2 separate regions of the Homo sapiens genome follow, and region 1 is linked to region 2. The links are chromatin loops, found by intact Hi-C in ENCODE. Cell type or tissue: endothelial cell of umbilical vein. All regions are shown on one strand. Each heading gives the region's core, and the rest is flanking DNA. Links, peaks and the distances in the headings are about the cores only.

What was found. Peaks named below come from ENCODE experiments on the same cell type or tissue, not always from the same donor. Only the 100,000 strongest peaks of a DNase experiment are listed, where the experiment ranks them.
Region 1: a loop joins it to region 2, with 4 times the contacts of the local background. A loop is called at or near these places in 6 of 110 quality-filtered maps.

Annotation. Positions count from the first base shown.
Region 1 is chr6:116,559,233-116,567,284 of GRCh38, forward strand. CALHM4 (calcium homeostasis modulator family member 4) reads left to right here. Exons shown (of 2, transcript NM_001366078.2): 2 at 1-1,895. Among named protein-coding and RNA genes, the nearest start is that of RWDD1, 8.2 kb to the right of the region's middle. In endothelial cell of umbilical vein, for the core only: a CTCF peak has its summit at 2,357 (motif pointing left); a DNase peak (open chromatin) is centred at 2,349.
Region 2 is chr6:116,510,187-116,512,686 of GRCh38, forward strand. The region is part of intron 3 of TRAPPC3L (trafficking protein particle complex subunit 3L); the gene reads right to left. CALHM5 (calcium homeostasis modulator family member 5) reads left to right here and starts at 1,453. Exons shown (of 2, transcript NM_153711.5): 1 at 1,453-2,050. The coding sequence starts at 1,511. RefSeq lists an enhancer at 1,164-1,745. In endothelial cell of umbilical vein, for the core only: a CTCF peak has its summit at 1,322 (motif pointing right); a DNase peak (open chromatin) is centred at 1,455; H3K4me3 peaks cover 1,132 bases; H3K27ac peaks cover 1,348 bases.

The DNA of each region.
Region 1 (8,052 bases), core at 970-3,469, 50 kb after region 2:
TCACTGAAGCAACTTGCTCATTAGCAAAAATAAGTTGTCTGAGGGCATTCTGTCTATTTATTTCTTCAGTCAAAACAATGCTTACTGGACAGTGGACCAACTGCCAATAGTCAATCCAATTTTCAAGATTCACTTTCAAGGAGACCAAGGAACTTGACTATACTATCTAAAATGCAATCAATTACTTGGTAATCTACTTTTACACAATTATGGAAGGTTTTATTTTCTATAAAGTTCTGGGTCCTTGAACTTAATAGGAAGAAGCAGAAAATGAATTTTTAAGAAATCAAAATGTTTTCAGGTTTTGTTTTGTCCTTCAATAAGAGACTGCATATTGTAGCTCTTTGCTGGGACAGGAGAACTGTCCTGCCCTCACCATTACTCATCTGTCATTTGACCTTGGACAAATCAGTCCATCTCTCTGGACCCTGGATTTTTTTCATCTATACAATAAAAGGGATGATAATATTTTACCTCTTGGAAGAAAATAACTGAACTAAATAACTGCTTAAGGTCTCTTTTACATCAAGTACGATTTTTATGTTTATGTTTATATATATATACAGGTCAATATGCATACATCTTTCTGAAATGGTAGTAGACCCACGTTGCTTCTCTTGGAAGGAAAATGTCCCCAACTCTGAATCTGAGCTTTCTCTGAAAACATTTACTGGCATTCCACTTTTAAAAGAATGTTAATGTACTGATCTTTTTCAAGTCATCAAGGAAAGCCATTCCAGTTTGTCTACTAACTCTACACTCAGTACTGATATGACATTACATGAAGGATGTTAAAAATACAAATAGAAGTATGTTGTGGAAGGCAACTAGGGTTCTAGTTCCACACTGATACAAATGAACTGTGTAAATATGGAATGTCACATCCATTTTGTTCCCTAAGGTCTGCTCCAGTTCTAAAATTCTGTTCCTATATAACTGATAATTTTTTATATTCTTCTGTATTGGAACATACTAGTTAAATGAACACTTTCAACCATGCTCAGAATTAGTTTATTAGTTGTCAGGAACTATACCACAGTAAAGACTCTTCAATAAGATTTTCGGTTAACAACAAAATCAAAGAATATTTGAAGTTATAGCATTACATCATCAGAAAGAAGATTAATAGTTGTTTATACCCTAATACCAGGAAACTATTTCCACTAGCTTCTGAAGCCCTTCTACATCAAACTCTTTTAGTGTATGATGTAAAAATTTTATATTTTGAGCCAGTTAATCATGATCTTCCCCTATAACTTTCTGGCAAAGGATTCTAAGTATTCGTTGGCTCTTCTACATGGCTTCAGAATGATTTATAGCATCTATGTGAACATTTAAAAGGTAGTACACACCCCTGGGATTTCATCTTACAGTACATTATCTATCTCAGATCAAATAAATGGAATTTTTAGTATTTTGGGGGGGGGGGGGGCTATGGTCTATAGCATTTTTTTGCTCCACAGCTAGTTAAATGAAACTTTTTCATTAAGAACATGGTACTCCCTCCCCTTTATGCTTAATGGATTTATGTAATTATAAAACATATAATTAAAGTCAATTATGTGCTAATACTACTTTATATTTTGCTACCAAATGCTTTTGGCTACCACATCAAACCCTGGAGCTTGACATATATAAACCTGCTCCTTTCTTAATTTCATTAGCTCCTCCACGGTCCCATCATGACCTAAGTTGCCACCTTCCCAGGAGACAAATACAAACCAATGTGTAAATGTGTTTTACTCAGCTTTCTTTATGTTTTCCAAAGCTGAATTGTAGAACCGCATTTATACTCTGTCCTTCTCTGTGTCTCTTTTCTCTGTTCTCAGTCTTCCATTCATTTTTTGTAGAAATTCTAATGCATGATTGTAATAAACAACAGTGAGATTTTGCTAGTTGTTTTCTTGCATTTGGTTTGTATCACAAAGGGACATCACATTAATCCTATAAAAGTTTGAAGTATCATGGCCAACCAAAGGCCTTCTGAATGCAAGACTAGGTAGATATTTGCTATCTTGAAAACATAAGGTGTGGAGATACAACTTTAACTTCTAAATAGAGTCTACAGAAATTTAGTACCAGTCAATAAAGAACAGATACTGGCAGGCTGAAGAGCGTAGACTGCTACGCAACTGGCTTCTTGAGCTGGGGGGCGTAAATCCATAAATGTGACGTCTGGACCGAAGAGCAATAAATGGTATTTCCAGAGAGGCAAACTGTAGTATTCCTGACCTGATTATTTTTCTGCAGTAACAACCAAGTATGATTAAGCTTCTGTAATTTCAGTATACCAGAACTTCAGGAACAAAACAAAACGCATGGATTTCAAGTATGGTTTCCTCTGCTGCCACCCAGTGGTCAAAACAGGTGTCTGCACCCATCTGTGGTGACAGTAGTAGTAGCAAAAACAAGTAGTGCTCTCTGTATGCCAGTAACTTTTAACAAATTATCCTAGTTACACCTTTGGACACGTGACAAATAGTCACCCATTAGAAAGTAACTTGCTGAAATGATATTAAATAACATTAATTCTTTATTAATTCATTGAGTAACTGAGATACAGAGAAGTAATTGAGATACAGAGAAATCAAGCAATGTGCCAAGGGTCACGTAAGGGTTGAAGCCAGAATCCACCCCTGGACCCTGCACTCTGCAGCACTGTGCTGGAATACAGCAATGAGGTACGTTATCAATCTTCCAAGGCCTTGTAGGTGTTAGGAGGATATCCCTAATACTTCTGTCGATGAATAACTGAAACATCCTGGGCTCTGACCGTGTGTTGCCATATCACGTAAGTCGCTCTCTTTCCACCTAAATCATACCTGCATACATCAGGGCCCACTTTCAAGGCACTATGCTTCTTAGCAAAGTGACCTGTCCACTCTCACTGGGGCATAACATTGGACCTGATCTCCCCAACAGCCAGTGGCACTGATTCTATTAGCCGCAGACTAACAACAAACCTGCTCTGGAGTATCAGGTATTCTCTTTCTCATGCATGGCATGGGCATGGCACTACTGTAATCTGTCCATTTATTTTCAGTAGGCCATAGTTATGAAGTGTCAAAACAGGGATCAGGAAAACACCATCTCCTATCATTTATGTTGTCTTGCACAAGCCAGCCTCTCTGGGACTTCAATTTTCCCCTCCACGAGAAAGGAGAGGGTGGTTAAATTGCAAAGGTGGTTGATTAAACCATTTTGAATCACAGACCCCTTTGACGAGCCATTCTGGGGAAGCTGTTCTGAGGACATATCCAGTACATACACATAGACACCAGCTCACATACCTCAGAGTTCTCAATACCGTGGTAGGCTAAATAATGGCTCCCTGAGGATGTCCATATGCTTATCCCTGGAACCTGTGAATGTGACTCAATATGGCAAAAGAGACTTTGCAGATAGATCAAGGTAAGGATTTTGAGATGTGAAGATATAATCCTGGATTTTCTAGGTGGGCCCAATGTAATCACAAGGGTGCTTATAAAAGGACTGTAGGAGGAATCCGAGTCAGAGAGAAGGCAAAGTGACAACAGAAAAGGAGTGTCAAAAAATGTCGGAGTTACGCAGCTTGAGAAAGACTCTATCAGCCATTGCTGGCTTTGAAGATAAGGGGGTCATGAGCTAAAGAATGTGGGCAGTCCCTAGAAACTGGAAAAAGCCAGGAAATGGACTCTCTCCAAGAGCCTCCAGAAGGAACACAGCTCTGCTGACACTTTGCTTTTAGCCTGCTCAGAGCTGTGTCTGACCTGTGCCAGAAAAGTAGTAACTACATACTGTTCTTTTAGTTACAGAACTATAAAATAATACATTTGCAGTGTTTTAAACACTAAATTTGTGGTAATTTGTTACAGTGGCAATAGGAAGCTAATATACAAGCCAATACACTTCAGGAGCTTATGAGCCCACAAGCCTGTTGAATGAGACTCCCTGGATTAAGACCTCTAGGTCATTTCTAACACAAGCATCCTGATTCTATATGTGCTGACACTCTGCCTTGGGCAAAACTGTTGCTCCTGGAAAACAAATATATCTATAATATAATATTTTATGAATAAAATACAATGTGCTCTAATATTTTACAGTGTGCTAAAGTGCAGAAAGAGCTGAATATAAACTTCATAGGCATTTGTGGATGTTTTACCTTAAGCTGCAAATAAACATTTAAATATATTTTTCTTCTGTAGTTGTCAGTTAGTGGCATCAACAGAACTATTTACTATAAATTATTTCATAATGTAGACATATGCTAGCATTTCAAATGTGAGAAAGCAAATGTGAAAGCACAATCAATCAATCTCTGGATCTACATGGTGTTTTATTGATTGCACAAATTTCATAAGTCGATAATAGGTGACCTATTATTGATAAGTTTATGCCTGCCGTCATTCTTTCATGTTGAAATAACTTGAATTTGGAAAAGCTGCCTACAAAATAAGCATCTTTAGTCCAATGATGATTTAATAGATCCTATGCTGTCCTGTGAGACAGGTTTATATTTCATGGGGAAGATAATGCAAAAAGCAAAATTCATCCAAGTTATTACTGGCAGAGCTAGAATAATAATTTAATATGCGATTCAGTACTGCGCGCCATCAGGGAGCCTGATGTTTTGAGCTCCTTCTAGGAAATTGTCTGGGGCTCATTGGCATGGGGTGCCCTGAGCCAGACCAGACTGCGGGGACCCGTTTCTTCCCTTCCCCACATCCCTACACTCTTCGACCCTCTTCCCACAGCATGGCATGCCGGGGTGTTCTAGCTGGAAGTGCCAGCTCCCACCTGCAGCCCTGGAGCCGGCGAGGTGGTGGCAGCAGCAGGTCCTTTCCTTGGTGTGCCGCTGCACTGGGCCCAGGGTGGTCTCCACTGTGTGCCGCGGATCAGGCTGTCCTCTGGGGTGGTGTGTCTACTACCAGTTCTCTGATGGCTTTTGAGGGGCCTTACAGATTGCTGTCCCTTTCTGGCTTCAGATCAGTGTTGTGAATCTGTGCTCTCTTGGGCTGGTCAAGGACATTCCCTGCACTGGAATGGAACTGCTTATCTGGCACCACCCTTAGGACCTTCTCCCTTCTTCCCACTTGGTGGCCAAGTGTAGAAGGTGCGGTGCAGCGACATTAAAAGAGACATCGTTTTAGGAATGCAGTGATTATGGCCTAAGGCATTCAAGAAAAGACATAGTTGGAAGATGTGTAGTAAATTTAACTGACTGGAAAATAACCATTCCCATTTTCCTGCATACTTTGGGTAAAATTTCCATTTGTGGTCATCAATAAAGAACATTCTTTGAGAAAGACTTTGGAAGCCAGTATTCAGGAGCAGCAGGATGAATGACGCAGCTTAACGAGTAATGATGTGACCAGCATTACAAAAAAAGGTATTGGGATACTGCAGAGGCAAGAAGAACGATTTTGTTTTGCTAGAAATGACAGTGAGCCACGGGATTGTGTGTAGAAGCACTGCTTTTTTTTTTTTTTTTTTTTTGTTCTTCTAAATCATGGTGAGAGATATGAAATTAGACAGTAGTGCATTTGACAATAAAGAACATGAAGAGATGGCTCTTCTTCCTGAATAGAAAGAGATGGTGCCTGGACACTATAGAGAATCTTCAGACAAACTGATTAAACAAAAAGAAATGTATATGTATTGTCACAGGCTCCTTCAGGTGCTGCTTTACCAGCTGGAAACCTCTGTGGCCAGTGGTACCTCTACTTGAGTTTTGCTTGTTCCTGCTGGACTCGTTCAGCCCACTTGGCCCAGCAGGCCGTGCTCGCTTGTGCTACCGGCCCAGATCCTATGCCTGCGGAGAGTGAACCAGGCGCGGAGCGGCAAGGCGTGTGTGAGCGAGCAAGTACGGGGTCCGGCCACTGTACACAGCAAGCATGCCGGCTGCTGCAGCGGGGTGGGTAGCTGCCGCAGCGGGGCGGGTAGCTCCTGGCACCGTCACCGAGCGAGACTGCGGCGGGACCAGGCATACCGCAAGCAGCTTCCACTGTAGACACGAGTGTCTGGACGAGGGGAACGCGGTGGCACCCAAAAACTCAGAGATTCCAGGAACCACAGAGCTCCAAAGAGGGTGTTACAATGTGTCACAGCCCTGGCTCAGGGAGCCCCGAGGTCTGTGCTTCCAGAATGGCCACAGCTCTTCTCTCCCTCTTGTCATCTGCAGTGTGGGCAGCGGGGATGGGGGCCATGTTTGAGGGAGTGTATTTCAGCCCCTTGGTGGTATAGGTCTTTCAGTCTCAACACCCCGCTCTGGCCTGGCCCTGCGGCTGCTTTCGGTCATATGGGGCAGCCGCCCTGCACTAGCAGAGGGTGGGAGGACTATAGTGTTAAAGCTCTGGCTTGGGGACTCCCAAGATCTAGGTCCCCAGAAGGGTTGCCACTCTTCCTTCCTGCAGTCTGGGAGCATATCACCGCCCACAGCTCAGCAAGCAGGCCAGGAACATGTCACAGCCCCTTTAGCTCCCGCCTGCAGTTCAGCAAACCGGCCAGAAAAGTGTTACAGCTCCTTTTGCTCCCGCTGTTCGGCAGGTCCTGAGTTCTTGTCCTTCGTCCAGAAAGAATGAGGTTATGCAGAAAACTGGAAGGTAAGCAAGGCAGAGAAGAGCTTTATTGGGTGACCGAACTGCGCCCAGCGAAGAGGACACCCAAAGTGTGCAGCTACCAACTGCAGGCAGGTAGTTGCCATGAGTGTCTAAGCCGGCCTCAGTCCAGCGGCTTTTATGGGCTCAGAATGCAGGAAGACCATGCTGATCGGTCCATGGACAGGAGGAAATGCATGCTGATTGGCCCATGGGTGAGCCACTTAATTGGTCCAAAGGTATCAAGGAAAATCTCACTCCAGGTTAGGGACTTCACCTGGAACTGGTAGCCCAGCCCCTAGGCTTCAGGCTGTCCTTGGCTTGAAGATGGAGTTTCACTGGGGACTTGCCCCTTCCCACCTAGGAACCTATCTACCTCCAGCTGCCATCAGTAATTTTCTATTATTTATTCCAAATCTTCATCAATAAGTCATTATATCTTACAAGGGCCCATGAGTTTTAAAAATACATTTGTAAATACAATTAAATAAGATTGTTTATAGAGACAGGGACTGCACAATAAAATTTTGCCACCAAGACACTACTTACCTTAGGGGTAACCCCAACTCAACCCTTCACTGTATTTCCTTGAAGGAAGCCAGAGAATTGATGACTTACATTTAAATTTTTCATTTTAACTGTTTTCTTTCTATACATTTAAAGTCATTTCTATTGCATTTCACTAACCCTATCTTCTATACCTCTTTTGCTCCTTTGTTTTCTTCTCCCCATGCCTCAATCCTTTTCACATCCAAAGCAAAGGTAGGGGTTTGTGGAGAGTGGTGAAGAGGGAGAGGAAAAGAGGGAGGAAGAGGAGGAAAGTCAAAGAACATCAAAATGGTTATTACTAGGGTAAGAGGAAAGGAACATGTACAAACTTTATTTCTTGTCTTCCCACCTTATACTTTGTTCTTACATGCAAGGCAATGCTGGAAGTGTAGCTCACTTAGACCTAGCGTTGTCTCTGCTTTGTTGTTGCCCAGAATTGAGGCCCCTATCTGTTATATGGTTCAAGAACATTAGCATCAAGGCTGTTAGAAGAAAAACAACTCCATGCATAAATACTACTTGTATGAGTTCGTTTTCACACTGCTATAAAAAAACTACCTGAGACTGGGTAATTCATAAATAGGTTTAATTGACTCACAGTTCTGCATGGCTTGGGAGGCTTCAGGAAACTTACAATCATGGCAGGAGACAAAGGGGAAGCAAGGCACGTATTACATGGTGGCAAGAGAGACAGTGGTGAGGGGTGGAGGAAGTGCCACACTTTTAATCCATCAGATGTTGTTAGAACTATCATGAGAACAGCAAGGGGATTTTCACCCCCATGATTCAATCATCTCCCACCAGACCCTTCCCCTGGCACATGGGGATTACAATTCAAGATGAGATTTGGGTGGGGACTCAGAGCCAAACCATATCACTACTCCTTTAGCCATGCCACCTTGGGGCAGAGAAGTTAACTGCTAAC
Region 2 (2,500 bases), core at 1-2,500:
ATGAATTTTGTGAAAACAGAATGCTTGTAGAATGCTGGTAGGAATGTAAATTAGTACAACCTCTATAAAAAACAGTATGGAGATTTCTTTCTTTCCTTCTATGTATTTATTTATGAGACAGGGTCTTGCTCTGTCACCCAGACTGGAATGCAGTGGCATGATTTGGCTCACCACAACCTCAGCCTCCTGGGCTCAAGCGATCCTCCCATCTCTGCCTCCTGAGTAGCTGGGACTACAGGTGCATGCCACCGAGCCTGGCTAATTTTTTTTTGGTATTTTTTTGTAGAGAGGGAGATTCACCATGTTGCCTAGGCTGGTCTCGTACTCCTTGGCTCAAGCAATCCACCTGCCTCGACCTCCCAAAATGCTAGGATTACAGACATGAACCACGGCACCTTTCTTTCATTCTTAAAGAAAGAACTTTAAGTACTAAAAGTAGATCTACTATTCAGTCCAGCAATCCCACTACTGGGTATCTATCCAAAGAAAAAGAAGTCATTATATATTAAAAAAAAACACCTGCACATGTATATTTATTGCAACACAATTCACAATTGCAAAGATATGAAACCAATCTAAGTACCCATCAACTGATGAATAGATAAAGAAACTGTGGTGTATATATACCATGGAATACTACTCAGTCATAAAAAAGAATGAAATAATGTCTTTTGCAGCAACTTGATGGAGCTAGAGGCGTTATTCCAAGCGAAGTAACTCGGAAATAGAAAACCAAAAACTGTAGTTCTCACTTATAAGTGGAAATTAAGCTATGGGTACGTAAAGGCATATGGAGTGGTATAATGGACTTTGGAGACTCAGAAAGAGGGAGAGTGGGAAGGGGGTGAGGGATAAAAAAATACATATTGGGTACACATACATATCCGGTGATGGGTGCACTAAAATCTCATATATATATGTATATATATATATATGTATATTTATATGTATATTTCATCCATGTAACCAAAACCCACTTGTGCTCCAAAAGCTATTGATATATATATATATATATAATTTTCATATGTTTTTATATATATGAAAAAAGACAGCAAATCCCTGTCTTCCAAATCTCAAGTCATAGGAAGAGAAAAACATTCATAAAATTCTAGGTTTGGAGATTTGATTTGTCGGCTGAAACCTCTTTCTGTTAATGTTGATTCCTTACACTGGAAAATTCCTAGACTATTATTTGTATGAGTGAGAATTTCTTTTCTGATTTTCAATCCAAACCACATGGAAAGAAGGTTAAAATGGAGCCCGTGCACTTTGAATTTATTCTCAGCATTTAGGCTGCAGTATCACAGCCCAATTTCCACCAGTAGGAGGCATTATCTAAACATGTTGAGAAATATTCATTCCTAAGGAATGACATTGTTTCCTTATCTGGCTCAATTCAGTCTGAGAAGGACTGTTGTTTCTGATGAAGAAAGAGCTCCACCCTCGGCCACTGCCACAGCTGCTCTGCCAATAACAAAGGCACAGCATTTTCCCTCTGTGCATCTCCAACATGGATGCTTTTCAGGGCATTTTAAAATTCTTCCTTAATCAGAAAACTGTTATTGGCTACAGCTTCATGGCTCTGCTGACCGTGGGAAGTGAGCGTCTCTTTTCTGTTGTGGCTTTTAAGTGCCCCTGCAGCACTGAGAATATGACCTATGGGCTGGTTTTCCTCTTTGCTCCTGCCTGGGTGTTACTGATCCTGGGATTCTTTCTGAACAATAGGTCGTGGAGACTCTTCACAGGCTGCTGTGTGAATCCCAGGAAAATCTTTCCCAGAGGCCACAGCTGCCGTTTCTTCTACGTCCTCGGCCAGATCACTCTGAGCTCATTGGTGGCTCCAGTGATGTGGCTTTCTGTGGCTCTGCTCAATGGAACTTTCTATGAATGTGCCATGAGCGGGACGAGAAGTTCAGGACTCCTGGAACTGATTTGCAAGGGTAAGCCCAAAGAGTGCTGGGAAGAACTTCACAAAGTATCTTGTGGCAAAACTAGCATGCTACCTACCGTCAATGAAGAACTGAAACTCTCCCTTCAGGCCCAGTCTCAGGTAAGAAAAGACAAACTCGCCTTTTTCTCTCAGCATGAGCTCGAAGTATTCTCTCTGTGCTCCTTTCAGCCAGGGCTGTCTGTGTCCTGTCAGAATATTTTGAAACTAAATGGAAACTGAAACATGATGCAGCATTGAGACTATCTCAGGAAAAGCTTTTGAAAGGCTGGGTGGCTCAATAAAGTTGCTGACTGGATTATCTCTTTTCCGGTTCTGAAAAGAAAATATCCACTGGATTGTCCACATATAAATACTTAAGTACTTTAAAACAGTCTCTCTGGGTCTGTAAATAAATAATGCCTAACACTAAATCATAAATTGAGTGTTAATGGCAGAGCTGTAATTAGAAATTACTGCCTTCTATCAATTATTTACATTCAAGTTGTTTTCTCAAACACACACATGTATTATTCATCTATTAAAATGTAGCTGAATGAAATGAGTTATTAC